3 separate regions of the Homo sapiens genome follow, and regions 1 and 2 are each linked to region 3. The links are chromatin loops, found by intact Hi-C in ENCODE. Cell type or tissue: GM12878. All regions are shown on one strand. Links, peaks and the distances in the headings refer to the core of each region. The heading gives the core; the rest is flanking DNA.

The links. Peaks named below come from ENCODE experiments on the same cell type or tissue, not always from the same donor. Only the 100,000 strongest peaks of a DNase experiment are listed, where the experiment ranks them.
Region 1: a loop joins it to region 3, with 2.2 times the contacts of the local background. A loop is called at or near these places in 3 of 110 quality-filtered maps.
Region 2: a loop joins it to region 3, with 5 times the contacts of the local background. A loop is called at or near these places in 7 of 110 quality-filtered maps.

What each region holds. Positions count from the first base shown.
Region 1 is chr2:171,242,706-171,253,312 of GRCh38, reverse strand. It overlaps LOC107983995 (a long non-coding RNA gene), which reads left to right. Exons shown (of 3, transcript XR_923576.2): 3 at 8,306-8,680. Among named protein-coding and RNA genes, the nearest start is that of TLK1, 87 kb to the right of the region's middle. RefSeq lists an enhancer at 7,811-9,010. In GM12878, for the core only: no CTCF peak of the experiment used is centred there; a DNase peak (open chromatin) is centred at 4,902; H3K27ac peaks cover 305 bases.
Region 2 is chr2:170,966,739-170,977,345 of GRCh38, reverse strand. It overlaps LOC124906091 (a long non-coding RNA gene), which reads right to left and starts at 9,435. Exons shown (of 3, transcript XR_007087293.1): 1 at 7,883-9,435; 2 at 7,287-7,407; 3 at 3,825-4,378. GORASP2 (golgi reassembly stacking protein 2) reads right to left here. Exons shown (of 10, transcript NM_015530.5): 10 at 10,216-10,607. RefSeq lists silencers at 3,171-3,420, 3,561-3,870. In GM12878, for the core only: a CTCF peak has its summit at 3,784 (motif pointing left); a DNase peak (open chromatin) is centred at 3,825; H3K4me3 peaks cover 740 bases; H3K27ac peaks cover 1,007 bases.
Region 3 is chr2:171,315,810-171,326,416 of GRCh38, reverse strand. It overlaps METTL8 (methyltransferase 8, tRNA N3-cytidine), which reads left to right. Exons shown (of 10, transcript NM_001321154.2): 8 at 269-375; 9 at 511-576; 10 at 2,055-10,607. The coding sequence ends at 2,245. Among named protein-coding and RNA genes, the nearest start is that of METTL8, 110 kb to the left of the region's middle. RefSeq lists enhancers at 82-131, 1,963-2,062, 6,250-6,299, 6,445-7,267, 7,746-7,845 and 2 more and silencers at 2,144-2,438, 7,855-8,057, 9,364-9,658. In GM12878, for the core only: a CTCF peak has its summit at 6,144; DNase peaks (open chromatin) are centred at 5,956, 6,966, 7,116, 7,705 and 1 weaker place; H3K4me3 peaks cover 2,367 bases; H3K27ac peaks cover 5,000 bases.

The DNA.
Region 1 (10,607 bases), core at 1,999-6,998, 72 kb after region 3:
ATTCTCTCCACCTTTGAATATTTGATCCCCAATTTCACTTTCAAAATTACAATAATCAATCAAAAGAGAAAGCAAAGGCTGGGCATGGTGGTTCACGCCTATAATCCCAGCTCTTTGGGAGGCTAAGGTATGTGGATTGCTTGAGCCCAGGAGTTCAAGACCAGCCTGAGCAACCTGGCAAAACCCCATCTCTATAAAAAATACAAAAATTAGTCAAGTGGCTGGGCTTGATGGCTCACGCCTGTAATCCCAGCACTTTGGGAGGCCGAGGTGGGCAGATCACCTGAAGTCAGGAGTTTGAGACCAGCCTGGCCAACATGGTGAAACCCTGCCTCTACTAAAAATACAAAAAAATGAGCCAGGCATAGTGGTGCACACCTGTAGTCCCAGCTACCTGGGAGGCTGAGGCAGGAGAATTGCTTGAAGCCAGGAGGCGGAGGTTGCAGTGAGCTGAGATTGTGCCATCGCACTCCAGCCTCAACAGCAAGAGCAAGACTTCGTCTCAAAAAAAGAAAAAAAGAAAGAAAGAAAAAAATTAGTCAAGTGTGGTGGCACATGCACCTGTAGTCCCAGCTACTCAAGAGGCTGAGGTAGGTGGATCGCTTGGGCCCGGGAGGTGGAGGTTGCAGTGAGTTGTGATCGCACCACTGCACTCCAGCCTGGGTGACAGAACGAGACTCTGTCTCAAAACAAAACAAAACAAAAAACGTACACACAAAGAGAGAGAAGTCAGTGTTATTTGGGGACCTGGAAGAAGGTCCCTGAGATTGAGAGGAAAAAGGGGGCTCCCAAACATAAACAGTAATAAGTCATGTTAATAGTATGTACCATTGATATGATATGAAGAAAGCGGCATTTTGCCTCTGTGGTCCTCCTCCCCAAAACCCATAACCTTATATAATCATGAGAAAAACTTTACACAAATCTCAGTTGAAGAACATCCCACAAAATGCCTGACCAGTACTCCTCAAATGGTCCTCACAAACGAGGAAAGACTGAGGAACTGTTACAGCCAAGGAGACATGACAGCTAAGCGTAATGTGCTGTCCTGGACGGGATTCTGGAATAGAAAAAGGACATTAGGAAAAAAACTGAGGAAATCTGAATGAACTCTGGACTTCTGTTGATAATAGCATCAATATTGGTTCATTAATTGTAGCAAATGTACTATTCTAATGTAAGATGTTAGCAATTGGGGCATACAAGAACTCTCTGTACTATCTTTACAAAAATTCTGTAAATCAAAAACTGATTTAAAATAATAAGCTTATTAGAAAGAAAAAAAGTGGACCTTTCCTTTTGGCTAGACTTACTCCCCAGTCTTCCACAAACAACCAGATATTCACTCTGCACTGAGCTCAATCTGCGATCCATTGTCTGCGCCTGGGTAATAAAGGACATAAGTGATCAACCAAACATTTTTTTAACCAAATCTAGATAAAGATTGGAATTAAAATAGCGTACACAAAAGAATAACTTTCCAAAGCATTTTGTTATTTGTCGATGCGAATAGAACATAATCTGTGAGAAACTCCAAGACTGAATTCGACCTTTTATTTTTAACACAACAGCTGAACTCTCAGTGGTTGCCTGTAATAACTACCATCATTGCCTATAGACAGCACCTCTTCCAAATTAAGAAACGTTCCTTGAAGTTCTCATTAAATGCACATTACTGTTTGGGGTTTGATATCCTGGGAGTGATGATTGTTCAGGTTACTCTGTACAGAGCTGAATTCTTATATGAAGCAGAAGCATTATGAGGAATCTGAAATGGATTCTGCACAACAGGTTTGTTTTAAGTGTGTTATTCAGTACAAATATCTCCTTTGGGAATTTTACCAGAGAAAGTAAAATTATGACTGATTACGACTCTCTGTGATTTTAGCAGTAATTTCTCCTCTTAAAATAACCTCACACAGGTCATTCTTAAACAGAGAAAAAGTGATGAGTGATTATCTTTTCACTGCCCCTCACAATTGGTCACACTCTAAGCTGGCTGATAGAAGAAGGAGGAATCTCTTGGTTTGTCTCTTTAGCAGTAAAAAAGCACGGGACTCAAAAGCCTTTTTCTGCTGCTTCCAGGTCCTGTTTTTGAGATTTGGAAGCTGCATCAGGTCATTTTGATGACCTTTCTGAGCCTTTTTTTTTTTGAGACGGAGTCTCTCTCTGTCGCCCAGCCTGGAGTGCAGTGGTGGGATCTCCGCTCACTGCAAGCTCTGCCTCCCGGGTTCACGCCATTCTCCTGCCTCAGCCTCCCGAGTAGCCTGGACTACAGGTGCCCGCCACGACGTCCGGCTAATTTTTTTGTATTTTTAGTAGAAACGGGGTTTCACCATATTAGCCAGGATGGTCTCGATTTCCTGACCTCGTGATCCGCCCTCCTCGGCCTCCCAAAGTGCTGGAATTACAGGTGTGAGCCACTGCGCCCGGCCGACCTTTCTGATCTTTATATGAATTGAGTTCTGATCATGCATCTTTCTCTCTGCTTTTCTTTTGCCTGCATGATAAAGATTTACAATGGAGGCTGCGCGTGGTGGCTCACCGCCTGTAATCCCAGCACTTTGGGAGGCCAAGGCAGGTAGATCACCTGAGATCAAGAGTTTGAGACCAGCCTGGCCAACATGGTGAAACCCCATCTCTACTAAAAATACAAAAATTAGCTAGGAATGGTGGTGGGCAGCTGTAATCCCGGTTACTCGGGAGGCTGAGCCGGGAGAATCTATTGAACCTGGGAGGCAGAGGTTGCAGTGAGCCAAGATCGAGCCACTGACTCCAGCCTGGGTGACAACAGTGAGACTCCATCTCCAAAAAAAAAAAAAAAAAGATTTATGAAGGCAAGAAGAGAAAGATCACAGGACTGGATATCAAGATCCCTAGCTTTGCCATTAAATGAGTTTTGTCACCTGGACAGGGCACTTTGGCTCTCTGTGCCTCATTTTCCTAAGCTGTAAAATTAGATTCCTAATACTTGCTCCAGTTTCACTGTTACTAAGAAGATCAATGATCCCAACAGATGTCGACAAGATCTTGCTCTGTCACTCAGACTGGAGTGTGGTGGTGCAGTCATAGCTCACTGAGGTCTCCAACTCCTGGGCCCAATCTATCCTCCTGCTTCAGCCTCCTGAGTAGCTGGGACCACAGGCCCACACCAACACACATGGCTTTTTTTTTTTTTAAGTTGAGACAGAGTTTGTTTTGATGCCCAGGCTGGTCTTGAACTTCTGGGCTCAAGCCATCCTCCCACCTCATTCCCAAAGTGCTAGAATTATAGGCATGAGGTACTGCACCCAGCCTAAAATTTAAAATGCAGCCCAAAGTCATATTTGAATCCTTAAAGGGAACTACTCAGGATTTCAAAGTGCCCTTCAGGCCCCCTAAAATAGCATTTTACTTGTGACCAAGGTGTCAGAAGCTATAATTTGGTCACAAGTTACACATGACAGAAACTACTTCTGGCTGATTTAAGAAGAAAAAAAAAACAACAGGATTCTCTGCAGTATCTATGTCCTGTGTCACTGGTTCAAAGTCGAAGGCAGATATTTCTAATTGGCTTTGCCCACATTGTATAACACCACCTTCCAGTAAGGGAGCTGGGAAATGAAGATCTGGCATTTTCTGCTTCTGAAGTGGGAAGTAGGCACTTTTTCCCACTAAGACTCATAAAGTAGGATTCCCCAAACATAGGAAGAAGTTTCAGATGCTGAGTAGTACCCCAAGAATAATAAATATCTCTTATGTGGAATTTTTAGTTGGGTGGGGGACTACCTAATATTGGAGAAACTGCAAATATAAATCCAACACAATTGGCGTCTACCCTGGGTGTGTTTCTGGCACTCCTATCTGTGACCCCTTATCCATTCTATAACCTATTTCTATGAACTTAGTTTTCTCAAACTTTGTGAAATTTGCTTCTGCTAGCCAACTCTGAGGCTCACTTCTGACTCCCAGCTAAGTCACAACACTTTTCCCATAATTTCCAACTTGGGGCACAACTCAGAACTGAAACTATAAGAGAAAAATAAGACACACAGCAATGTTGACCTCTACCATACTCTGTGAAATTAGCAAATAGCTTGTTTTTTAGGTAGGATATCAGTAGCCCAAATTATTAGAATGGAATGTGTTTTTATATGTACTCTTAAAGTTATTCTTTCAAATTTTGGAAATGTTGCTTCTTATTATCAGAAATATTCCCTAAACAGTTTGTGCAAGCATTCTCCTGATGGTGCCTGTGAGTGCCAATGACATTTTTAAAAGCTTCTTTTCACTTTTGTATTTGATGAATGTAGAACTTAAGCACTGATCTGAAGATGAGAAAGGCCTTTTCATATCAAAGTTTCTAAAGAATGCCCCCAAATGATCAAGATGCTTGTCAGGGTATTGAGGCAAAGTGACTTGCGGGGTGGCGGAGTTGGGGGGTGGATATTCAAAATGAAGGCGGCAGGGAGGTTGGAGGCCTCCTTATTACCCAGTGGATTTGCCAGCTCTCTTTGCTTTTAGGCAGCAAGGACAGACTATGAGGTATGTGCTGCAAAAGTTATTTTCAGAGCTGTAAAGATTTAATCATTTCACTGTTTTTAACCAGAGGAACCTTGTATTTCTTCTACTACATTGGAACAAATTTTAAAAGGAAAGGACACAGGCAGTCCCTGACTTAGGGTAATGGACTCAAAGCACTTACTCACTCCTTCCCTGCCCATGCTATCATTACTGCCGTTCGACAGACTGCACACAGATGAACTCTCATTCGTGCACTCTGCAAATACTTGTAAAGTACCTGTTTTGTGACCAGTACTGTGTGAGGCAGGCAGGAATCTGACATGAAGCCAGTAAAGCTTCAGCTTCAAAGACCCTCAGTGTCATGTGCCTCTTCCAAGAAGGCACCTAGCGATATATTTATGTGGTCATATGTTTTTGCAAAATTTGCAGAGGTAAGATACTCTAACCACAATTGATTAAGATTACTATCTCTTTCCACTTTGACTTCCTCTTTACTTCAGTTCTCCCTTGTGTCTAGTGGCATTGGAGATTCACAGTCATTTTGAGATTCCTCTAAGGTAATTTGGGCTAGGAATACATTTATTTGGGCTTTAGTGGGATACGTTTATGTGTTTGGGCAGCCATTTCTGTAAATAGTTAAGCTATGCTGGCCATCCCAGCTTAGGAATGGCTGGTAGGAATACTTGTACTCTTCAACATGACAAGTCATCTGATGTTGTGACCTGATGGTGCAGGGCATTGATGATACACTGGTTAATAGGAGTATGGTCAATACAAAGAACAGTTAAGTTTAGTCACTGTGTCATAATTTGAAATGCCCTGAAATGTTATAACCCATCTATGTAAGACACTTGGTAGAGGTTTCCAAAATTTGATAGCATTTGTAAAAATTTACATGACTTAGCAATAATGAATTGGGGAACTGAAATAAGCTTTTCTAGGAAATATTAGAAAACATGTTGATCAACCATGCTAGAGAAAAGCATGAACGACCTTTCTATTCAATATAGGAAATGATCTTATAAATTATTGTCATATGAAAGAGGTAATCGAAGGCTGGGCCCAGCGGCTCATGCCTGTAATCCCAGGACTTTGGGAGGATGAGGCGGGTGGATCGCCTGAGGTCAAGAGTTCGAGACCAGCATGACCAACATGGTGAAACCCCGTCTGTATTTAAAATGCAAAATTATCTGGGTGTGGTGGTGCACACCTGTAATCCCAGCTACTTGGGAGGCTGAGGCAGGAGAATCACTTGAACTCAGAAAGCAGAGGTTGCAGTGAGCTGAGACCAAGCCATTGCACTCCAGCCTGGGCAACAAGAGTGAAACTCTGTCTCAGAAAAAAAAAAAAAAATAGGAAGAAAAGAAAAAGAAAGAGGTAATCGAAGAAGACAAGCCAAAAAAGTAGGAAAAATATAGAGATGTGTCAGGCAGTTAATAAAGAAAAACATTTCATTTTCATAGATGTTGTGTTTATTAGCTTTTTATACTTGTAATTGGTTGTGATTTCTTCATACCTAATTTTGTATTCTTTTGAAAAATCCTTCCTTCCCCAAACTATGTAAGCTTCAGGCCTGCAGAACCTGGATTTCCCCCTGGTATGTGAATGAAGTTGCATTAAGGCCCATGTTAGTCTTCCATGTGCTCACAGTCTAATAGAACAGACAGACAAGGAAACAAGCAGTTCAACATAGTGTGACAAGTGCTACAATGTGGCATCATCTAACCAACTGGGGAAAAATTGATCCTAACCTTGCATATATCCATGTGTGGGTTTTTTCTGACACCAAATGTGTGGTGTTGAAACTGCCTTTGCAAAATTATGACTGAGATAGCAAAAGAGATCTAACCTAATTGACTCCATCTTCCTTCTAACCTCCAAGCTGTCCTTGTCCATTCCTGGACATGGGCTGAACTAACTTTGGGAGGAACTTAATTTATAGTTTAAAACAAAGATGATAACAGCCCTTTCCCAAAACAAACCTCCTTCTTGCCTGGGGACTAGACCGCCTTTGTAGGACTAAGAAATTAGTCACAAGATTAGAAATTATGATTTAGGAGTCATGCATCTGGAGGCTACAAGATTCTGACTTTCCCTGAACTGCTCCTAAGATCACTGCCTGAGATATTTTGCAGACTCTGCACTTGATGGATCAGCTGGCACCACCCAGTTCGATAAACTGGCTCATTTGATCTTGTGCCCCCTCCTCACCAGGAACTGACTCAGCACAAGAAGACAGCTTCAACTCCCTAAGATTTCATCTCTGACTTCACCAATCAGCACTCCCAGCTCACTGGCTTCCCCCCGTCCACTAAGTTGTCCTTAAAAACTCTGATCCCCGAATACCCAAATGCTCAGGAAGACTGATTTGAGTAATAATAAAACTCTGGTCTCCCACACAGCCGGCTCTGTGTGAATTACACTTTCTCTGTTACAATGCCCCTGTCTTTAGAAATCAGCTCTGTCTAGGCAGTGGGCAAAGTGAAACCATTGGGTGGTTACAGTGTCTTTTCCAACACATTGTTCCAACATCCATTCACCAGTTATCTCCCACCAACTGGGTGTTCTTCAATTCCATTCAACTCTGATGCTAACTACCCAGAGTTAGTGCAAACCCCACAGGTTAAAGTCATGGTCCCACAAGACTGCCCCCACTTCAGATGCCAGGTAGAATTCCTGGGTTTCTAGGCTACTCACACTTCTATCCTATTTGGCTGCAAATTTGGGGGTTCGCATCACCCTCCCTCATGTTTGATAATTTGTTAGAACAAATTGCAGAACTGAGGGAAGCACCTTGCTTGTGATTACTGGTTTATTATAAAGGATGCAACTCAGGAACAGCCACATGTAAGAGATGCATAGGGCAAGGCTGCGGGAGAAAGGAAGTGGAGAGCTTCTGAAACTGTCCTTGTACAATCACCCAACGGGTGCTTCCAGCTTGCGGCACAGACAAAACAATTCACTGAGACCATGGTATTGCAGTAAAGAAAGAGCTTAATTAACCCAAGACAGCCAAGCAGAAGGACGGATGTTATCACTCAAATCAATCTCTCCAAGAACTCAGGGGCTAGGGTTTTTATGGATAGTTTGGCAGGCAGGGGCTAAGGAATGGGTGCTGCTGATTGGTTGGGGAATAAAAGCATAAGAGTGTGGAAAACAGTCCCTATGTGCTGAGTCTGCCTCTGGGTGGGGCTACAGGATTGGTTGAGTCATAAGTCACCAGTCCAGTTGGAATTAATCAGTTGCCTGAATGCAAAAGTCTGAAAAACATCTCAAAAGACCAATCTTAGGTTCCACAACAGGGATGTTTCCTACAGGAGCAATTGGGGAAGTCACAAGATTTGTGACCTCTGGCCACATGACTCCTGAGCAGTAAGAGATTAGAGAAATTATGCCTGCATTTTGGCAGAAGTCAGGCCCCTCCCATTACAAAGGCAGTTTCAGTCCCTGAACAAACAAGGGATCAGTTTCAGGGAGGGACTCTTCTCATTCTTGCTTTAAACTATGAACTATATTCCTCGCAGTTACCTTGGCCTATCCCCAGGAATGAGCAAAGACAGCCAGCCTGTGAGACTAGAAGCAAGATGGAGTCAGCCATGTTAGATTTCTCTCACTGTCATAATCTTTGCAAAGGAGGTTTCAATCACAGAGTTGACAAGAATTTCATGCCAGGTTCTGGACAGAAATATAGTTATAATTAAGCATGAGGCTTAATTATAGGCTGCATTTTGGCCTACTTACTTGTAACTGAAAGTCACATAGCACTGGATACTGACCATTTGCATCCACATTGTTTCTATAGATGGGATTTCGGATGTTGGAATCATGAGGCTTTTGTTTAAGAGTTGCTTAAGATGTTCTTCAGATCCTGAATTCCAGCAGAACAGCTGACATCCACAACCAGTTTGAGGATCCCCACAGAAGAGCTGAATCAACATGAGAATGCAGTTTCTTCATCTCTCCAGTCCATGACTTCACCCTGCAATCCCCACAGAAGAGCTGAATCAACATGAGAATGCAGTTTCTTCATCTCTCCAGTCCATGACTTCACCCTGCAATCCCCACACCTCAGCCCACTCCAAACCCCTTACAAACTCCTCAGGGAGGCAAATCTGAGGTTTCCTTCCATCTCCTTGTTCAGATGCCCTATGATTATTAAACCCTTTCTCTGCTGCAATCCTTGAGGTCAGTGTGTCCACTTGCCATGCTTTAGGTAAGGAACCTGTTACAGTCACACTTCCATGTCCTCTTCCACGGTGCCACTCTCCCACCACATCAATGTTACCAACCCAGAAGCTCTCTAAATTTCACTGTTCAAGAGTATTTATCAAAGCTTTGTTTTGTAGGTGTGTTTGATCAAATCATTGGCCATTGGTGATTGAGCTCAATCTCCAGCCTTTCTCCCCTCCCGGGAGGTTGGAGGGTGGGGTTAAATGTTCAACCCTCTGATCCCATGTTTGGTCTTTCTGGGGACCAGTCCCCAACCTAAATCTATCTAAGGCCACCCTGAGTCACCTCATTAACATAAACTCTAGTATGGTCAAAAGGAGCTCATTATGAATAACAAAAGATACACCTATCACTCAAGAAATTCTAATAATTTAGGAGCTCTGTGCCAGGAACTGGAGGCAAATAAAGACCAACTATATTATACCACAACTCAACACCATTAATTTGATTTATAAAGCTATGAAGTTAGACAGTGAGACAAACTTTCCTGAACCATGTACGCAAAGACCACCCCCAAAATTTCCCCCAAAGTTACTTCCCGAAGAAGCTTTGTCAAAATTTCCATTAGAAGTTATTTTCGGCCAGATGCAGTGGCTCATGCCTGTAATCCCAGCAATTTGGGAGGCCGAGGCAGGCAGATCATGAGGTCAGGACTTCAAGACCAGCGTGACCAACATGGTGAAACCCTGTCTCTACTAAAAATACAAAAATTAGCCGGGCGTGGTGGCGCATGCCTGTAATCCCAGCTACTCGGGAGGCTGAGGCAGGAGAATCGCTTGAACCTGGGAGGCGGAGGTTGCAGTGAGCCGAGACTGTGCCATCACACTCCAGCCTGGGCAACAGAGCGAGACTCCATCTCAAAGAAAAAAAAAGTTATTTTCAGTTCCTTGGCCCAAGATTCCTTGCAGCAATCCTTTCATTTTTGCTTTGCTACAATCAAAACAAGGAAAAAATTATGAAGAATATTAAAAGAGACTTTCCTGTAGTGTATGCATAAGTCGTTATCATGAAATTTGAAGTTGGGTGTGATTAATTACTATTTAGATTACACTATTCAGCATTAGATATATAATTTATTGACTATGGAGTAAGAGGTTGCTATTCCATATTTGTAAAATAGAAGAATTGGAGTCTCTGGATGATTTTAAAGTTCCTTCCAGTTTTTTGCTTCTTTCATTTTAATAAATACCCAGCATTCATTAAATCATGGGCTTCAGGGCCTTAGACACTTCATCGCCTTCTTACAGGTTCAAAAGGGAAAATCAGATTCCATCTACATCATTTTAATTGATGACACCATTTTGGAGAATATAAATCAATTGAGTTGTATGGACTTCCTATGGCTATGTCTTTATCATGGTATAACTTATGTTTAAATGGTTCTGAGAAAAGAAAAACAGCTCAAAGAGCTCTCAGCTCTGTGAGGTTTGCAGGCCCAGAGAGACACAGTGCAGGGCTTGCAGTCATCCCCTACTCATGCCTGGGGGTATTGTTTAAAGTCATTTTGTTCCTAACTAGCTGCCTCTCCTGCTGTCTTCATGTTCCTGGAATTCATGATACCAAGGACAGTATATAGCCAATCAATAGCTTATTTTATTTATCTTTTTTTTCTTTTTTTTTTTAAGAGACAGGGTCTCACTATGTTGCCCAGGCTGGTCTTGAACTCCTGAGCTAAAGCAATCTTTCCCACCTTGGCCTCCCAAAGTGTAGGATTACAGGCATAAACCACCATGCCCAACCTACTTATGTTATTTGAATAGAAATTATTTTCCTTTTTGATGAGTAGATTAAAAACGACGACAACAAAAAGAATGGAAATTCTTGGTAACCAACTCAGGAAGTGTCTCTTCTTTTCCTTTAAAAATCCTTGGCCA
Region 2 (10,607 bases), core at 1,791-6,790, 350 kb after region 3:
AGGCTGGAGTGCAGTGACACCATCTCAGCTCACTGCAACCTCCACCTCCCAGATTCAAGTGATCCTCCTGCCTCAGCTTCCCAAGTAGCTGGGATTACAGGTCGGCACCACCACGCCTGGCCAATTTTTTTGTATTTTTAGTAGAGATGAGGTTTTGCCATGTTGGTTGGCCCGGCCCATGGTGCAATATCTAATAAATTACATTTAACTTCCATGGGTCATGTCTGATACAGCTTTTTGAGATTTTAAAGTTATTTAATGAGCTATTTAATTTTCTTAACAGAAAAACAATTGTATTGGGGAATTTTGAAAAGTTTTTTGCTTAAACACTGGATCCAAGACCCACCTGGGGAAAAATATAAATAGTGTTCTCTGGTTCTGAGTGAAGTCTGTAAATGTAGTCAGGGTGCAAGACAGCTCTGTTCTTCCCCACACCCGCCTTTTTTTTTTTTTTTTTTTTTTGGAGATGGAGTTTCACTCTTGTTGCCCAGATTGGAGTGCAGTGGCGTGATCTCGGCTCACTGCAACGTCTGCCTCCCGGGTTCAAGAGATTCTCCTGTCTCAGCCTCCCGAGTTGCTGGGATTAAAGGCACATGCCACCACGCCCGGCTAATTTTTGTATTTTTAGTAGAGACGGGGTTTCATCATATTGGTCAGGCTCGTCTTGAACTCCTGACCTCAGGTGATCCGCCCACCTCGGCCTCCCAAAGTGCTGGGATTACAGGCGTGAGCCACCGCGTCCGGCCGACAGCTCTGTTCTTTAAGGATCAAATGATATATGTGTGTGTATGTATGTATGTATATATATTTTTTCTTTTTTTTTTTTGAGACAGGGTCTCACTCTGTCACCCAGGCTGGAGTTCAGTGGTGCAAGCACAGCTCACTGCAGCCTCAACTTCCTGGGCTCAAGCAATCCTCCCAGCTCAGCCTTCTAAGTACTACAGGCTCAAACCGCCACATCCAGCTGATTTTGTTCATTTTTTGTAGAGACGGAGATCTCACTATGTTGCTCAGGCTGGTCTCCAACCCCTGGGCTCAAGTGATTCTCCCAAAATGCTGTGATTACAGGCATAAGCCACCACACCCAGCCTAAATTTGTATCTTTTAAACAACTTCGTGGGTTTTTTAAAACAACTTTGTGGTTTTGGATGGCAAATTCAAGAATACAAAGCCTCGGACCTGGGTGTCAGAGGCAGAGTAGCCCTTGCCTTTCGGTCACACTGACCCATGCACAGCATACCTCCAGAGATAGCCCATGCCCCCCAGGGGGCGGTGGGAAATGGTTTGAAACCTCTTCCCCTCCCCACCCTGCTCCATTCTGTAACTTCCTCCCAGGAAGGCAGGCCCCTCCCCACTCAAATCCCTGTCCAGGGTCCAGGGTCCAGAGAAGGGAGTGGCCCAGGCAGAGAACCCCAGTGAGTGCCCACCACATGCCAGGCACTGACTGCCACCCCTTCGACTCTAACCTAGCACCCAGCACATGGAGCTACACTCATCGCCTGTGCCTTTGTGCGGCATATGGTGAGTGCCTGCTGGGAGCTAGGTGCTGGAGAGGACTTTAAGTCAGACTTTGTCCACGACACCAAGGCTTGAAGACAGGTATAACCCCTGAGGCCACCTCCCCTCCTCACAGGTCGCATTGTAGCACTTTCTCACCCTAGTTGTCCACTTTGCCTCTGCTGCTCTGCCAGTCTGCAGGGGCAGAAGGATGCCCGTGCCCAGGAAGAATGCTGAAGCCAGGTGCATGGCCCCTGCAGTGGTGGAAGCTCCCCCAGTAGCGAGCGGCCATTTGACTAGGCTGAATCGAGTTGACTTCACAACCGAGGTCTGATCACTGACTACACCATCTCCTTGTTGGGAAAAACAAACAAACAAAAAAACCCCCACAAACCACTGCTATTTTAAATTGTGATCAAAATGAAGATACTAAAAGCCCTGGGGGCTGGGTTCTGAGAATCCCCCACGAGTCCCCCGAGGACCTTGCACCCAGGTCCTCCATGCAGCCCTGCAGTTGCAGCCTGGTCTGTTTCTGCTCCACCGGCCCCGCCCCACACCTGCCCGGGTCTCAGGCTTGCTGAAAGAATCCCTGGATCCGATTTCCACCTGGGTACTAGGTATAGACCCAGCTCTACCACCCCCTAGCCGTATGCTTGTTGGAGAGACATTTAACCTTTCTGGATTTCACTGTTTTCATCTATAAAATGAAGGAATTGAGAGGGAGGATCTCCACAATGCTGTCCCTGATCCATAGGCAACAGTGTTTTTCAAAGCCACCAGGGTTGAGAAGTGCTGGTCCATGGTTGCTTTTCCGAGCTCAGGATTGAAAGAGTCCTTTGGCTAAAGAGCTGAAGAAGAAAGAGGATGCTCTCACCCTATTCAGCTTTTGGTTCTTCCCAGTCTGCTACAAGACCAGGGAAAATGTGAGTTACTCCTCCAGCCACAACTACAGCAGGCAGGTGGAGGGTGGGGGATGACATGTGGCACAGCACTTTGCTGGACTTTAGTGTTTGGGGATAATGGACTCCTGAGATTTCTCCCACGCCATCCGGCTGGGATGACTATGGCTCCTTTCTCAGGGATGCCCCGCCTTTCCCTCCTGCTCACAGGGAAACTGCCGGCAGCTCCACACTGGCCTGGCTTTTGAATCTATGTGCCATATGATTTTTTTTTTCTTTCACGAAAGGCCCCTGCTTGCCAAAAAGGAGGTTTTTCAGACCACTGACCTATGTAAGGGGCAAGCTCCCTGGGTACTTCACTGCCAAGAACAAAAAACATCCATCCCCCTTATAAACTCCCCAGGGCAGTGCAGTCTAAGCCCCTGAGCATGGCATTCAAGGCCTTCGGCGATCTGGCCCCGCTCCCCCTTCTGTGGCAACTGCTACCACTCCATACTTGACTTTTCACATTCCAGCAACCAGAGCTGTTTGTAGTTCCGGGACACACCACGTGCCACATTCCTGTGTGTCCTTGCAGACGCTGTTCCCTCTGCCTAAGAGAACCTCTTCCTTCCACTTTGACCACCTAAGAGAACCTCTATGCATTCTTCAAAGCCCTAATAGTAGCTGCCCACGAACGCCTTCCTTGATCCCGCACATGTTAGTTACCCGGCCTCTGGGCTATTCTGTCCCCTCTGCTCATCACTAGATCCGAAATCGCTAATTTACAGGCAGCGCAGTGGGATGCTTTTGGATTCGGGACACCTGGGCCCAGACCCAGCCGCCCCACCCCGGCGCCCCGGGCTTGTGCACAGCAGGAGCCTCCGCCCCGCGGGTGTGGGTTGGACGAGGCCAAGGGCAGCGGCCGGCCAGGGGCCAGGCCAGAGTCCAGCACTGCCCTCGGAGGAAGCCGGGTGGGGGCGGCGCTCCTGAAGGCTCCAGCCCCGGGGAGGGAAGCCGGCCCCGCACCTCCCGCACTGGGCGCTCAGACCCCTGGTGCTTCCACGGCGTCTGAGGGTTTCTCAGCCACCGAAGGGTGTCTCCGCCGCACCCAACGGGTCCCCCGGTGGAGAGATTTGCCTTCACATCAGATTAAAGGGGGTTCCGTTTGGTGAAGGCGCCCAGGCTCATCCCCCACGTTTCCGCACTGGGTCTGAGATGGAAAGAAAGCGGGGGACCAGAGCCCTTCTTCCAAAGAACGGAAAGCGCCCCACCGCGACGCCCCGGCCCCGCCCAGGGGCCCTGCGAGGGCGGCCCGGAGACCCCGCGGCCGCTGGCGGGGCGCGGCTTTCCCAGGCTCCCGGCGCCACCTGGTGGCCCGTGGCGCGCACTGTAGTCCCCGCTCGGGAGGCCCCCTTGGCTCGGATCCCACTCCACGTGGGCGGCGGTAAGACCGGAGTTCCTGAACAAAGGTGAATGTCGTTCCAGGAACCTGCCGCGTGGGGACAGAACTGAGGCGTGGGACCGGGCAGACCTACGTGGATTCAGCTCCTACCCCAAAGCCCGCCCGCCTGTGAAGCAGGGGCCTCGGTTTGAGCTCTCCAGGCGCACCTGCTTCCCCTGAGGGAATTAACTCAAGAACTCACCCATCACTTCTCTTTAAAACCATTCCCTTTTTTCACTGAAGTTAATTCGTAAAATTAGCCATATCCAATGCAACTATTATTTTTTCCCCAATACGTGCTAAAATAAAATATATAGGTATTAAAGGAGGAAAGACAGTTTTCTTCACTCTGGGTAACACCAGTCCATGGGATCAAGTTCAGAACCTAAGCCTGTCCTGAGGCCTGCCCGGTGGCTCGTCCCTGCTTCTTCTGTCTCCTTCCGATTCAGCCACAGCGAACCCTCACCTGTCCTCTCCTGGAATATGGCAGCGTCACGGTGCCAAAGATCCCAGAGGGTTGTCCTCTTTTCTCAGGTTGTACTGCTTACCTAAGAGAGATCTGAATTTGGGGAAATGAATTAGTCTCTAAAGTTTCATGCCCTTTAAAAACAAAACCTTGACAGAGACAAAGGCAAGTAACTGTTTATTAAAATCGGAATGAGCTTTGAGCTCCTGGACTCATACAACAGGCATCTGTTTCTTCTTGATTTTATGAGGCTCCTCTAGCAGTTCTGTTCCTCACCACCGAGAAGCACACAGGTTGTTTAGCCACTGATCTCGAGTGAACGTGTTGGAACCATGCATACTTCACTACCTGACGCTAACACTGTTTCCAGAGCTCTAGAAGCCAAAACAGCGCCTGGGTACAACATGGATTCTTGCCATTGTGTTTCTGGGCTCTTTCAGCATAGCTGTCTGAGCTACACGGTTCTGGCCAAACTGATTTACAAACACAACACAGCATTGCAAATCAGTCACAGTGCAAGTCTATTCAGGGAAATTTCATGGATAATTCTAATCTAGGGACAGTGTTGGGGGTTGTTAGCAGAGAGCTCCCTTAGTCTGACCAGTCATGACGCTGCTTGGGGAAAAAGCTTCCCCGGCCCTGCAGCAGCGGCCGTCCTGGACAGACTGAAATGAAAGGCTTCAGAAGAGATGGAACAAGGTTTTTTTTTTTTTTTTTTTTTGAGACAGAGACTCGCTCTGTCGCCAGGCTGGAGTACGGTGGCATGATGTCGGCTCACTGCAACCTCCGCCTCCCAGGTTCAAGCCATTCTCCTGCCTCAGCCTCCCAAGTAGCTGGGACTACAGGCACCTGCCACCACGCCCAATTTTTGTATTTTTAGTAGACGGGGTTTCACCATGTTGACCAGGATGGTCTCGATCTCCCGACCTCGTGATCCGCCTGCCTCGGCCTCCCAAAGTGCTGGGACTCCAGGCGTGAGCCACCGCGCCTGGCCCGGAACAGGGCTTTTTCTGGCTCTGTAAGTCTCCCATTCATCCACACCCCCTAGATCAAAATAACCCCATTGTTGTTAGTGATTAAAAAGTAATTCAGGCCGGGTGCGGTGGCTCACGCCTGTAACCCCAGCACTTTGGGAGGCCAAAGCGGATGGATCACGAGGTCAGGAGATCGGGACCATCCTGGCTCACACGATGAAACCCCCGTCTCTACTAAAAATACAAAAAATTAGACGGGCGTGGTGGCGGGCGCCTGTAGTCCCAGCTACTTGGGAGGCTGAGGCAGGAGAATGGCGTCAAGCCAGCAGGCAGCGCTTGCAGTGAGCAGAGATAGTGCCACTGTACTCCAGCCTGGGCGACAGAGCGAGACTCCGTCTCAAAAAAAACACAAACAAACAAACAAAAAAAAGCAATTCGAAGCCTGGCGCGGTGGCTCACGCCTGTAATGCCAGCACTTTGGGAGGCCGAGGCAGGTGAATCACCTGAGGTCAGGGGTTCAAGACCAGCTTGACCAGCATGGTGAAACCCCATCTCTACTAAAAATACAAAAATGAGCCGGGCGTGGTGGCACATGCCTGTAAGCCCAGCTACTCAGGAGGCTGAGACAGGAGAATTGCTTGAACCTGGGAGGTTGCAGTGAGCCGAGATTGCGCCACTCCACTCCAGCCTGGGTGACAGAGCAAGACTCCATCTCAAAAAAAAAAAAAAGTAAAATAAAATAATAAAAAGTAATTGTGGTTTTAAAAATTCTGGCAATATGCAAGTTTATGAGAAGAAATGAGAAGTTCCTGTAACCCCACCCCCAGCCACCATAATTCAAGTGCTTCTGGAAGAGGCTTGCCCTGAACCTCAGGCAGACTTCTTAGTATGGGTCTCAAACCAGGCCAGCCTGGGCAGAGCTGGGCAAACAGGCCCCTCCCCAGGAAGCAAGGCCATGGAGAGTGGACGGCAAGAAAGCCAGTCAGGGATTCATGAACTCTTATTCACAACCCTTGGTCTCTGGAAAAGAGAATGATCAATTCCAATAGAGTTGGTTGTTAAGGTAAATGATCAATGGGTTGGGGACCCAGAATATGGCTTTAGGAAAAGAGACTAGTGAAACTCAAATTGCTGTTACTGTCCCAGTCATTGTCCAGGGACATTTTCTCCATCAGGTTTACAGTCTAAGCAACTACTTCAAATTTTGCTAACCTTAGTGCCCATTCCACACGATTCATTGGATCCTAAATAATGAAATCCGTGAAGGACCTTGTTTCCTAATCCTGGGTCCCCACGGGTTCTGGCCCCGCTGACTGTAAGGAAACCTCAGTTTCCCAGCTATCCCTCCCCTCTCCCCAGACTCAGCTGTGTTACTACCAGGATAACACAGGGCTCTGCAAACTCAGACACCTGCGGGTGGTGGGAGGGGGGCTGGCGCACGCAGGTGGGGCTGTGGGAATTGGAGACTGGAGGACAGAGACTCCAAGGGGCATTCATTTCCCTGTAGGACTGATCTGTTGCCAGATCTTGTGACTTTGAGAAACCAGAAATCTGGATTTATGTGAAACCTTCTGATTTTTAAATGTTGGCAATTAATTCACATTTTAATATATACAGGGGAGTTCAAAGGAAACATGCCTAGGGGGAACCTGTTTGCTTCCTCTCGTCTGCTGGGCAGAGCACTGTCTTATCTCATTATTCACCCCATGTACAGGAAACACTTAATACATGCTGGCTACTGTTATTATCCCAAACCCCAGCGGCCTTCATGGAGCATGGGCTTGTATCTATTTCTTGCCAGGAAATACAGTGTAACCTCAACTCTGGTAACACTGAAAGTCCGAGGCCCACCTCCATCAATGGCTGCAGTGTGGCGTTTTCTCTAAACTGTCAGTGACCAGAGTACCCACGTTCGTGTAACTCCCTGGAGAGGCAGTGGGGCGGCATCTGCACCTGTCTGCACTCCTTACTCCTCTGCTCTTTTGCTGCACATTCTCACTCTCCTCACCCCTCCCCATCCCCCTCACCTGCAGCCCCCAGCTGGGAGTGGGGCCCACTTGCCCTTCCACGTCTTCTTGTTCTAGTGCTTGAATAACTGGCTGTGGCATTAATTCCCCATTTTATCAATTGGCTCGATATGCAAAAGGCCTATAAAGGAACACTTTGGTTAGCCAAGTCGGAAATTGTTCTTCCTAGATCTAATGCAAATATATATATATATATATATATATATATATATATATATATAAATGACAAAAGGATCCCTCCTCTAACCTGTGCACTTTGCTTAGTGGTAAAAGTAAACACCTAGCAAGAACGATGACCTTCCTATGCCCCTGTTACCTCCCGCAGTTACAGGTCCACCCTCCCTGGGGAAGTTTTTAAAAACTCCAAGAGCCCAGGAATTAATATTCTAATTGAGGCGATTCTAATCTGAAGACAGGGTTGAAACCTTGCTGGGTAGTCAGATAATTAAAGAAGACCTTCATCTTCAGGGTCACAGGGAGAAGACCCAACCTTCCTTCACAAGTTACTGATAAAATCGGGCCACTCTCTGGAAGAAAAAACTTTTCACAAATAAATCCTTTAAATAAGATGTATTAAATTTTCTAATAAAATGCACCTGTAGCCAACTGCTGCTGGAGGCTTTAACACCCATGGCTTTCCTACTGTGAGCTCCCTTAGGGCTCCTGCTTGGATTTTTTTAACTCCTTCTCCACCTGCTAAAATGTAGGTCTGGCTAAGCCTTCTTCAGGTGCCAGAGAATGTTCCCTTCACCCAGACTCTCCAGGTCTCTGCTCAGCTGAGACTCTTCACTTGCTGCAGTTTGCATGAAGTTGCCTCATGTTCCCGCCTAAACCACAGGTTCCTTAAAGGTGGGATCAGGGCTTCCATGTCACTACCGTAGCTCCAGCAGCTCACCAGTCTCATCTTCACTATAGTCAAAAGCAGAAATTTTGGACATCCAAGGCAGAGCCATCTTTGAGCTTTAGTAGGTGCCTTTCAGGTGAGGAAGAGGCCACAAGGCCATTTCTAGGTCTCCAGAATTTTCAGAAAATGAGCTAAGTTAAGCTGCTCCCAGGTAAGCACAATTAGTAATGGACTAAAAATAAAACAGGAACAAAAATCAGAGGGGAAAAGGTAAAGTCACTGATATGGTTTGGCTGTGTCCCACCCAAATCTCTTCCTGTAGTTCCCATAATCCCCACGTGTGGAGGAAGGGATCCGGTGGGAAGTGATTGGAGTATGGAGGTGGTTTCCCCACTGCTGTTCTCGTGAGAGTGAGTTCTCACGAGATCTGATGGTTTCCTAAGCCTCTGGCATTTCCCCTGCTTGCGCTTCTCTTCTGCTGCCATGATTGTAAGTTTCCTGAGGCCTGCCCAGCCACGTGAAACTGTCAATTAAACCTCTTTCCTTTATAAAATTACCCAGTCTTGGGTATTTCTTTATAGCAGTGTCAGAACAGAGTAACACAGTCGTCATCCTAGACTCAGAGTCTTAGCAAAGGGGGTTCAGGTGAGCGTCCCTCCTGAAGCTGGTCCCCCACTGTGCTGCCCCTCCAGCCTTCATGACTGCCGTATTTAAGCCAAAGCTCAAACTCCCTAGTCCAGCACACAGGCCCCAGCCCCATGCACACAAACACTCAAGACTTTTCCTAACCTTGCATGGTTTCCTCACAGTTCACTGCAGCCTTGACTTCCTGCGCTCAAGGGATCCTCCCACCTCAGCCTCCTGAGTAGCTGGGACTCCAGGCACGTGCCACCACGCCCAGCTAATTTTTAAATTTTTTGTAGAGACAGGGTCTATGTTGCCCAGGCTGGTCTTCAACTCCTGGGCTCAAGCAATCCTTCTGCCTTGGCCCTAAGGACTGACTCCCTGGTCTGTCTCCCTACAAGGCCACGGAGAGTGGCCCACTGTCAGGGAAACTCTCTCTTACATCGTGTTTCTGGAACCTGGTACCAAATCTACCACTGTTAAAGACTGAAACTGGCTTTTCTGAAGACAGCAGAAAATAATGAAGTATTTTCCACCTCAGGGAAGATCCAACGAGCCAATCTAGCCTGAGTCTGTGTCCATTCGTCGAGTGTCGAGTCCCTCACTGTCATGGTGGCACACACCTGTGGTCCCAGCTACGTGGAATGCTGAGGTGGGGGTATCGCTTGAGCCCAGGAGGCCAAGGCTGCAGTGAGCCAAGATCAAGCCACTGCACTCCAGCCAGGGTGACAGAACGAGACCCTGTTTCCAAAAAAAAAAAAAAAAAAAAAAGTCCCTCAATCTCCCTAGAGATTAGTGTTTCATTTATGCTACAGATATCTGCCCAGGAAGAGAGCCCAGCCTGCCGTCGTTGCCAAATGAGAGCTGTGACTGCACCAGAGTTCACAAGCATTGCCTTGGAAGAACTGTTTAAAAAAAAATCATTTTGTAAAACTTAAAAATTACTTACTTGCTTTCCACTAAGGGATCTCCTTAATATTTTTTAACGTAAAAACAACAAATATTAAGGAGATCTTAATATTTAAGAAATCTTTTACAAAGTAGTAACTTTCTCAACTTTTCCTATCCTGGAAAGTCAAAAATCATAACATTTAAATGTGCTTGTGAATACTTTCCTCACCTGTTATAAGCTTCTTTTCAAAAAATGGGATTAACTGAAATATTCTAGAAACATTTACACAGTGTAAACAGAAGCAGCTATGATTAGGGCTGGAGCCTTCTTTCATCATTCAGTTTTAAGTACAAACCTGGCCCCAGAAACGGATCTACTCCCAAAACTGGCTGGTACTGGGCCTCCTGGGAGAGTGCTGGGCTGGCGTTGACCTCGAGTGTCCAGCAGGGCGGCCAGGGGTGAGTGACATGAGGGTGATGTGAGGGTGCTGCCACCTCAGCCACGTCCTCCCTGCAGGGGATGAGCATCTTCAGACTCATACCAGGGCAATAACTGAGGAAGCACTTTTGTCTTATTTCAAAAACAGGGATATCTGCATTTAATTTCATTCAGTAAATCAATTCCAGTTAACTTACCATCTCTTAAAAATGGGAGAAAGCAAACATAGGACGTGAAAAGTTAAAGATGCGTGACATACTGGAGAGTAATAAGACATACTGGAGAGTAGTAAGTGCACACGTGGCAATTAAGGGTTGTAATTTAGATGTAACACAAGAAAAAAAGTAAAATTACTGTACTTTATTGCTGTATCTATGCTTTCCCAGTATAGCTATAATACTACAAGGAGCCACAGAGTGCCACCTTCTGGTTTAAAACTGTGGCACCTTATTTCTTTTGAAATGTCACTTTATAAGGTGTATGTAGAAAGCAACAGCAGCAGTTACAAAATGTTGTCTGAGTG
Region 3 (10,607 bases), core at 3,055-8,054:
ATCATACGTCAAGCTCTGTGAAGTTACCACTCTGATCATTTGGGTGATTTCTTGATACTCTAGGACTTTTGAATCTAGTCATTTAGCAAGTTGGTTTTGGTTTTTTCTTCTTTACAAAATATTTTTATTTTTGTTACCCTTATGTTTATGGTTTAGATTTCTTTGGCCTTATCAAGCTTTTCTTATTTTGTCTTCAACAAAGTTAAATCCAGCATATAAAACAAGATTTCTACAAACTGGGTATCTTTTTAATACTTTGTTTCCAAAGGATGCAAGGTGTTGTAAACCGACTGTCCAAGTTACTGAAACCTGGGGGAATGCTGTTATTTCGAGACTATGGAAGATATGATAAGACTCAGCTTCGTTTTAAAAAGGGTAATAGTATATTCAGTTTGAGGTTATTTTTAAATGTTCTAAAGAATGCCTTGTTTATATTTCACATCAAAGTATTTAGTTGTTTTTTTTTAAAGGAATACCCTTAAGAGTTTCTCTTTTCACAATTTTTTTCAGGACATTGTTTATCTGAAAATTTTTATGTTCGAGGAGATGGTACCAGAGCATATTTCTTTACAAAAGGTATGCTAATCTACAAAAGGAAATAATTGGTCATAATCGTTCTTGTTAGTTATTATCTCATTGATTATAGCTCAGAAGCTATGAAACTGAGGCTTCAGTCATTGATTAAGCATTAGATGTCTTCATACTTTGATGCTTATTACTGGTCTACATAAAAGGTTGAAAATGGCCGTTTACTGTTTAATCTTTTTCCAGTTAAACTGCTTTAAAGTCTCTTGTTTTACCCTCATACCCAGATGAAGGTGAAGGCTGTTCCATTTTGGAGATATTGTTAGCCTAGATATGAAAAAAATTGATGATAGCCACAGCCAAAGGAGGACATTTGATAAGTTTATAGAAAATTACTTATCTTGGCCTGTCACAGGGGTGCTCACCTGTAATCCCATCACTTTGGGAGATGAAGGTGAGAAGATTGCTTGAAGCCAGGAATTTGAGACCAGCCTAGAAAACAAAATGAGACTCTGTCTCTACAAAACAATTTTTTTTTAATTAGCTGGTCTGGTGGTGCATACCTGTAGTCCTAGCTACTTGGGAGGCTAAGGTGGAAGGATCACTTGAGCTGGGGCAGATGAGGCTACAGTGAGCTATGATTGGACCACTGTGCTCCAGCCTGGGCAGCAGAGTGAATCTTATGTCTAAAAAAACAATACATTTTCAAAATAGAAAGAAGGAAAATTACTTATCTCTAGCTGATTTCTCTTTTTTTTTTTTTTTTTTTTGAGACAGAGTCTCACTCTGTTGCCTAGGCTGGAGTGCAGTGGCACAATCTCAGCTCACTGCCATCTCCACCTCGCCGGTTCAAACGATTCTCCCACCTCAGCCTCCCAAGTAGCTGGGATTACAGCCTCCCAAGTAGCTGAGATTACCTACCTCCACGCCTAGGTAATTTTTGTATTTTTATTAGAGAAGGGGTTTCACCATTTGACCAGGCTGGTCTCAAACTCCTGACCTCAAGTGATTCACCCTGGCCAGGCTGGTCTTGAACTCCTGACCTCAGGTGATTTGCCTGCTTCAGCCTCCAAAAGTGCTGGGATTACAGGCGTGAGCCACCATGCCCAACCAATTTCACATTTTTAAAAATGCATTTCTAACAGTACCAAGTGAATGCTGCATTCAAGGATTTCCCCAAATTTATGTGAGTACTTTTATAATCTGCCGTTTTGGGTTTCTGTAAACCAACAAAAACTCAGAAAGGGAGCACCTTTCAAAATATTGAAAGCTGCAACCAATAGTTTTATATATCTGTTGATGTCTGCCGTGTTAGTCTGTAAACAGGTGTATTTTTATATGCATGGTGTATTTTTGTGAAATAGAAGAAACTCGCTTGGTTTCACAGGTTTCCTTCACCAAATTGTTCTAGAGAGTGTTTCTTGTATAAATGAAATTTAGATGGTCAGTTATTCCATCAGTGTTCTACTCCTGACCTCCCCCATCTCTAGTCACATGTCATATCTTTTATTGCCATTTTTGTCTCACAGGGGAAGTCCACAGTATGTTCTGCAAAGCCAGTTTAGATGAAAAGCAAAATCTGGTTGATCGCCGCTTACAAGTTAATAGGAAAAAACAAGTGAAAATGCACCGAGTGTGGATTCAAGGCAAATTCCAGAAACCATTGCACCAGACTCAGAATAGCTCCAATATGGTATCTACACTCCTTTCACAAGACTGAACTTTGTAACATGTTAAGGTACAAAGCCAGAGGACTGTGCTATTCAAGGACTACTGTAAGTCTATTGTTTCTCAAAAGACAATGAGAAAAAAAGAAGAGAATTTGTATTTCCTGCCGTTTTGTCATAGGTGAGCTCCTTTGTGCATTTTAAGCACATGTAAGTGGTTCAGCACAGTATGCCTTTTTCTGTGCTTTGAAAACTTGATATGCTCAAGCTTGTTTGAATTTATTACATCTAACCATTTTGCTTGTTCCTTGATTTTTATAAGCATTCAATTAAGTTAGTATTATGTCAAGTAATTTTGAGAAAATGTAACTTGACATTTTTTGCAAGTAAAAAAAATTGTTTATTTGTTTAGGCTTAGTAAACCAGTTCCCAAACACAGTCAGACTCTTCCCATTGTCATCTGATTGCAGAGAGAAAGCACACCTTATTTCCAGGGAAAGCTACAACAAGCCCAAGGTCAAAGTGTATTATTTTTTGTCTTGTTGTTGTCTATTTTCTCCCAATTTTTTTTTGAAATTCAGAGGCTCATATCTGAAATAGAATTTTAGTTCCTCTTTCCTTTCCTAAAATTGGGGAAGTACAGCCCATGCTGACATTATTTTCAGGCTATTCTTAGATATACAAGTTGTTAGGCCAGGTGCAATGGCTCGCACCTGTAATCCCAGCACTTTGGGGGGCTGAGGCAGGCAGATCGGTTGAGCTCAGGAGTTCAAGACCAGCCTGGACAACATGGCAAAACCCTGTCTCTCCCAAGAATACAAAAATTAGCCAGGCATGGTGGCACACACCTGTGGTCCCAGCTACTCAGGAGACTGAGGTGGGAGGATCGCTTGAGCCTCGGAGGCGGAGGTTGCAGTGAGCTGAGATTGTACCACTGCGCTCCAAACTGGGTGACATGGTGAGACCTTGTCTCCAAAAAAAAAAAAAAAAAAAAAAAAGGTATGTAAGCTGACAAGCTCTTGTATCAAGGGCTTTTGAACCAGAGCAACTTCATCTTGAATAGGGACTGTGTAAAATGAAGCTGAGACCTACTAGGCTGCAATCCCAGGAGGTTAAGACATTCTTAGTCACAGGATGAGATAGGAAGTCAGTACAAGATACAGGTCATACAGACCTTGCTGATAAAACAGGTTGCAGTGAAGAAGCCGGCCAAATGCCACCAAAACCAAGATGGCAATGAGAGTGTCCTCTGGCTGTCCTCACTGCTACACTCCCACCAGTGCCATGATAGTTTACAAATGCCATGGCAACATCAGGAAGTTACCCATATGGTCTACAAAGGGGAGGCCTGAATAATCCACCCCTTGTGTAGCATATAATCAAGAAATAACCTTAAAAATGGGCAACCAGTAGCCCTTGGGGCTGCTCTGCCTATGGAGTAGCCATTCTTTATGTTTTACTTTTTTTTTTTTTTTTTTTTTGAGATGGAGTCTTGCTCTGGCACCCAGGCTGGAGTGCAGTGGCGTGATCTCAGCTCACTGCCAGCTCCACCTCCCGGGTTCACGCCATTCTCTTGCTTCAGCCTCCTGAGTAGCTGGGACTACAAGCACCCACCACCATGCCCAGCTAATTTTTTTTTTTTTTGTATTTTTAGTAGAGACGGGGTTTCACCATGTTAGCCAGGATGGTCTCAATCTCCTGACCTTGTGATCCGCCCGCCTCGGCCTCCCAAAGTGCTGGGATTACAGGTGTGAGCCACCGCGCCCAGCCTATTCTTTACTTAAACTTGTTTTCACTTTGCTGTATGGACTCAATTCTTTCTTGCACAAGATCCAAGAATCCTCTCTTGGCGTCTGGATCCAGACCCTTTCTGGTATCAGTGGTAAGCTCTGTTTAAGACAACTGTCATACCCAAGAGAATTCTTAAATTGTGGCAGTTAAAAATGTATTTATCCCCTCGAGGGCCGGGCGCAGTCGCTCAAGCCCGTAATCCCAGCACTTTGGGAGGCCGAGGAGGCGGATCATGAGGTCAGGAGTTCAAGACCAGCCTGACCAACACTGTGAAACCCTGTCTCTACTAAAAATACAAAAAAAATTAGCCAGGCGTGGTGGTGGGCACCTGTAATCCCAGCTACTCGGGAGGCTGAGGCAGGAGAATCACTTGAACCCGGGAGGCAGAGGTTGCAGTGAGCCGAGATGACACCACTGCCCTCCAGCCTGGGTGACAGTTGTTAGACTGCGTATCAAAAAAAAAAAAAAAAATTTATTTACTCCCTTGCTTCAAAAAGGACATAAGTTGGCTTGCAAATCACATTTTGTAGAAATGAAGTTTTTAAGATTAGTCTCATACTCATTACATAATATTTATTGACTACTTACATATTGAGTGCTAAATTCAGTGGAATAATATGAACAATAAAGACCCAGCCTTGTTTATGCTCTTCAGGGAGCATAAATAGAGTACAGCTGGCAAAACAAAATGTGCATATCCCAAACCTGTAAATCATGATCTAAGACAATATACAAACACTCAAATAGGGAACTTACCAGCTAGCAGACTTTGATTATGAACCACAGAACCTAGAATAAATAAATACTCTCTTGAAAGAACCATCATTGGAATAATTAAGTTCCAACTGTTTTTTCTTTCTGAATTCACTTAAAATCCAATTTCTAGAAGAATATCATTGGTCCAGCTTTAGTCATTGGTTCATCTCTTAACAGGCTGGGGCAGGGCAGCTTAATTGATGATGCCACCAGAATGGGCAACATGGGAAAAACCCTATCTCTACCAAAAATACAAAAATTAGCCAGTGATGGTGGCACGCACCTGTTGTCCCAGCTACTCAGGAGGCTGAGCTGGGAGGATCTTTTGAGCCTGGGAGGCAGAGGTTGCAGTGAGCTGAGATCGCACCACTGCACTCCAACCTGGAGTGGAAGGAAATTTCACTTCCTGGAATGGAAGAAAGTTCTTCAAAGGAAAATCAAGACACTGCTGTCAAAAAACACCAGGGGAGGGATGCTGTCCAGTCACAGCCAACACATCATATAGCAGTGGTAGCAGTAGTAATAGTATTTCCAGAGAGAGAGAGAGAGATTAGCTCTGAAAAAGAATGGAGAAGAATCAGGTTTCTTGGGGGAGGTAGGTCTCAGGCTAGTTCTTGAATGTACATTCTCAGCAGATGGTGAGAAGACAAGTGTGGTGTGGGACATTAATGATGAGGGATAGGTAGAAAAGATGGGAAGGGGGTCAGCTTGTAGATAACCTAGACTAGCAGGTGTATGACTTCTAGTCTCTGAACTGGAGCCATCTGAGATCAGTTTGAGATATGGTGTCTTATAAATGTATTGAGAGAGGTTGAGGAGTTGTCTATAGAATGGAATGGAGTGAGGTCAGAGATCAGTGGCAAGGAAGACCACATAAAGGTTTTTGCACAAACTTGCCTTGATGGCAAGTCCTCAAAAGTACAATTATCAAGCTTTCTGTTTAAACATGCATAAGTCAGTAAATATAAACATTAAAATTTGCCCAAGACTCTTAACTCAGTTGTATTTCATAATTAAAGTGTACATTAAAAAGCCAAACTAGTCATGAAAGTATTACATACAGCAAGGGCAGTTTAGATAAGTTAATGTTGCTATGGGAACCCCAGCAGATCTCCTTGTGTCTCCGTTTAAAAATCATGGCCCAAGGTGGTTTCAAAAACAACAGAAGGTAAAATTATTCTCACATTCTCACACATGTAAATTGTACTGTCTCTCTCAGTTCTAAATAGCGGATTCAAGCCAGCCTCTTGACTGGCACAGTAAAATTCGGCTTCGTGTCTTTCTATAATGTATTACAGCATGTGAGTTAACCTTTAGAAGCTTCAAAAATACATCAACCAAATTTGGACTGTGAGACACAAACTGGTCTCTTTTGGGCTCTGTCCAGCATAGCCTTCCTATTCCACATGGCTGCGCAGCAGGGCCATTTCCACCAGTGTCTTCTGCTTGCCTGGTCAGTCTTTCTGTCTCTTAACCTACCTACAACAACTTCCTTCTCGGGGTTTGCTGCTAGATAGAAATGTAGATTTTGGCACAGAAAGAAAAGGGAAAGACCTATTTGGAATTTTGTCTATAGATGTTAAGAAATCATGAAGCGTTGCAAATGTAACTGCTTGGGTATTAGTTTAAAATATTTGATAACTGCATGAAATTCTAATTTACCCCTCACATCCATAAAGCTAGGACCAGTTGGTTAGGCAGAGTTTGATATTTAAAAATTCATCTTCTGAGAGAGCTGAATTTCAAAAGGACCATTTTCTTTCCAGGAGTAAAAGGTATATTCTTTCATCTTCTTACAGTACAGAAACAATGGAATATATTGTTTAAATGCACCCTTCATTTTTTTCTCCATTTCTAAAAATTCACTTTTGAGCATCGTCCAAATGTAAAAATTCTCACACATGAGGAACTGTTTCCGAAGGTTGTGAGAAAGTCAAGATAACAGTTTCTATTATTAAAAGTTTTGCATTCGGTATGACACATTTGCCTGTATTGAAACACCCATTTAACATTGACTTCTGAGAACTTATTTGCTTTGCCTCTCTCGATTCCATATGCTTTGTCTACAAATTGTGAACACGTCCCGGTTTCTACCCGTGTGTGATTCTAAGTCGTTGCTGTACTCTAGCTTGTACGTGAAAATTCACCCATATGCAGATAGCTGCCCTCTTGGAGGCAAAACTTAAAGCTATCAGAACCATCTGGATTGTTAAACCCCAAAACTTCCAACTCATCAAAGTCCTGAAGCCTGAATAGATCACACATTGTTACTTCTAATTGGTTTTGATGTTTGTTATGCTCCTCACAAGTGCAGATAACTTCACATTTGCATCACTAATCGACCTCTTTCAAAGCCTCTGCTCCTCCTGCTTCCTGCCTCTGTTAGTCATCAGGAGACTTAGTGTTGGCGTGGGTATTTTCCCCGCTTGTGAAAGTGCATTGTCAATTCTAGAGCATTAAATATATGTGAGGTATTGTTATTAATCTACAAGGCAGTACACACAGTATTCCAGCAACAGTGACTTTTTCAAAGGTTTTATGAGACATTGTAAGAAAGACAGTATCTTTCCATGGAAAAAAGTGTTGCCTCAGAGTCAAACAGGAAGCATGGGTCCTAGTTCCTATTGAACTGCTTAGCTACTCTTAATTTAGCTCTGAATGCTAGATTTTGTGTATACTATACACATTATTTAATCCTCAAACTCCTAGGAATTCATTTTGATGATAACCATTTACAGAAGAGATGTTGGGTAACTTGCTCAGGATACCACATCTAGTAAGTAGCAGAGTCACAACTCGGACCCAGAACTCTCTGATTCCAAAACCTCTACTTGCTGCTCTTGTAATGGATGGGCCCAAATGCTGCTGGGAAAGGCACCAGGGAAGAAAGAGCTTTCTGAGTCAAGCAGAAAACGATAGCAGTGGAGAGGAGTTTGTTTCAGACGACCTTCAAGGTTATGGCTCATTCTAGATCCAATCATTCTAGCAAATAAGTAGGTTACACTTGTCCACAATTACAAATTGGAAAAGAAGAGAAGGAAAGGAACTGAGAGGAATGACAAAGCAAAAAGCTTTCAATCAGTTCTTTTCAGCATTCTGCTTCTGCCTAGTTCTGCACTCGCCCCACCCCCTCAGGCTTCAGCCTTCCACTTGGCATCCCTCCTCGCAGAGCACTCTCACTTGCATACTCCTCGCTTAAAGAAAAAAAGCATTCTGTACTGCAGTGGGGAAAAAAAACCCTTAAAATGTCTTCAAAAGGATTCAGCTCTAGGGTAATGTAAAATATGTGAAATCAGGAGGTGTCCATAATAAAATATGAGTGAAAACATCGTTATTTAAAACATTGTATGTACATTAATGCCACATTAATACCAATTCAGGCATGAAATGTTGAGCATTTCTTGGAATACGGTTTCTTGGAATATGGTTGGGGATTTGAGAGGCGCAAAGGTACCCGCAAGATGGCTTTGGTGTAGTTATAAATATAAATAGAAGTAAAATAACAGTTGCATCTTCATTTATAATGAATCTATATTGTGGCCTCAAAGCTACAGAGAAAAGTGGATGCCAAAATCTGTCTTTCATTAACATATGTCTTAAATGACAAGGAAGAGGTGTTGAAGATAAAATTACTTTTTCCTATGAGTATGAATCAGCAACATGCAGTAACAAGCAAGTAATAATAGTTCTGCGTGTGAGTGCCTACAGAGGGTAAGAAAAATAGCATCAGATTGAAAAAGCAAGTGCACCTGCAGAAGGGACCCAGGAGGCTGCAGAGCACAGCTCCCTTGAGCATCATCTCAAAGTGTCTCAGAGCACAGTGACCCTAATTCTGGCAAGTCAGGTTGGCATGAGATGGATGGAGCACACTGAAATCTCCAGATGGTCAGACAGCCCACCCTCAGCTGCCCCTGGAGCTCGGCAAAGGCAAGCTACAAGGCACTGCTACTTGGCCAAGAGTTTAAAACAACAGCTTCTGATTCTACAGTGTCTGTGGTTTCACAACCACTTAACCTTAAGTAAGGAACAGCTAGAGTTAGCTGAATGAATAAATACACGTTAACGTTACATAAAGAGGGAAAAAAAGCAATACTTGAGCACATAGACTTCAAATAGTGTCCAGCTAGCTGTGTCCTTGGCATCCCAGTGATCTGGGTCTTTATCTTTGATTTTCTCCAGCAGGTAGGCACTGAGTAGATCCAGGGCCCAGGGCGGGAAATGCTTCTGTATCAGATGTTACCTATCAAATAAAATGAGCCTTTGATTGCCTCCTAAAGCTCCAGCATCGTCTTTCCTAGTTGGGCTGATGAGGTTTGGTCCAGAAAAATGGAATTTTGTTATGCTTATAAAAATTATTTGGCCAAATATTTTCAATCCATTGCTCCTAGTTCATTGCAGAAAACGCAGAAATTAATTTTTTCCTCAGTTAACCTTTATATATCAAGTGTTGGTTGTTTCAAAAAACACTGGAGGACAGTCACCCTTTGGGCTTTTAAGGCTTTTCCGCTGGAAGCAAGCACTAAACCTGTGTGACTTCCTAAAATTAGCAATGAGCCCGCTGCTGAGTCCACTGCATTAGTGGGGCTTTTTTGTTTTTTGTTTTTAATGCTCTGTACTTAGCACAAGCAACACTATGTAATTGCTGCCTCATTTCTCTCACCTTCTGCCTCCTGAGAGCAACTTGTGTTCCTCCTGAGGCAGTCCTGCTAAACAGAATGCTTGGCGTAAAGAATGCGATCGCTCTCCTTACATCTTTAGTTGTGCCCTGCTCCCTCAGGTGAGCAGAGACATATCCCCCTAAGCAGCATTTGGCACTCGCACTGAAAATTGCCTGAAAGAGAATGGCTGAAATTGCCAGTATCACATGCTGCATTGAAACAAGAAAGAAATTTCTGCCTCCAAGGATAATTGCTTTTCTCATTGCTCATACTTTTTCTTTCGCAGCCCTCATTTATTTTAATATTTATATCTTTACTTTGACTTTCTACAAGATATTTTTTAAGTTTCTTTTTAATCCAAATGAAAGATGAAATTCAGGATCCCAAAAAGCAAGGAAGATCTATCCTTTCCATGAATATATTCTTAATCCACCACTCTCTGAGATGTCTCTTCATTTGCAGCTTTGTTTCTTAATAGAACACCTGGGCTCTGGAGATTAGTGAGACAAAGCTTCATTATAATCTTCCTTGTTTTACTCACATTTCTTCCATGCTTTCTCTCCCTAACTCACTCTCCAGGTGCTTCTTTCTCTTGCCAAATAGTGCAAGGAAATACTTTTGCAGATCTTTTGTTTACTTTAGGAAAAAACCATGGATCCAGGCTTCCCCATTCAGCACTGCTGCTCATTTCCTGACTGGCCTTTACAGTTTGGCTCAGTAGCAACTTGGGGACTTGTTTTCTACCCACAGGAAAGGAGCTGGGTGCCCGGCAGCCCCATGCCGGCATGAGAATTAAGTCCTGCTCATTCCCTGGATAAGCAAGCTGACGTTTTCCTCATAGATTTTCTTTTCCATTTCTCAAAGCTTTATTGCATACTCATTTAGCTTTGACTTTTAAAAAGACATTTTAATAGTGTTGTTTTTCCTCCAAGCATGTGCAAAAGCTGATCATGTGCACGAGGAAGCTCTCGAGAATAAAGAATTACCTCTTTGCTGTTTTTCACCTACTACGTCACACACTACACAACACACCCAGGGCTTACCCCTACTCCAGTGTCATTGGCAAGTGCCTGGCCTGGTATAGGAGGAACTGTGACACCAGAGGAATTTGGCTTGGGTTACCTCACTTTCTAGGTTCCCAAGATTCCCAAGTTAAGGAAGCTTTGGTTATTACATAGTTGAACATTTTCTTATTTCATGTAAGTTTTGT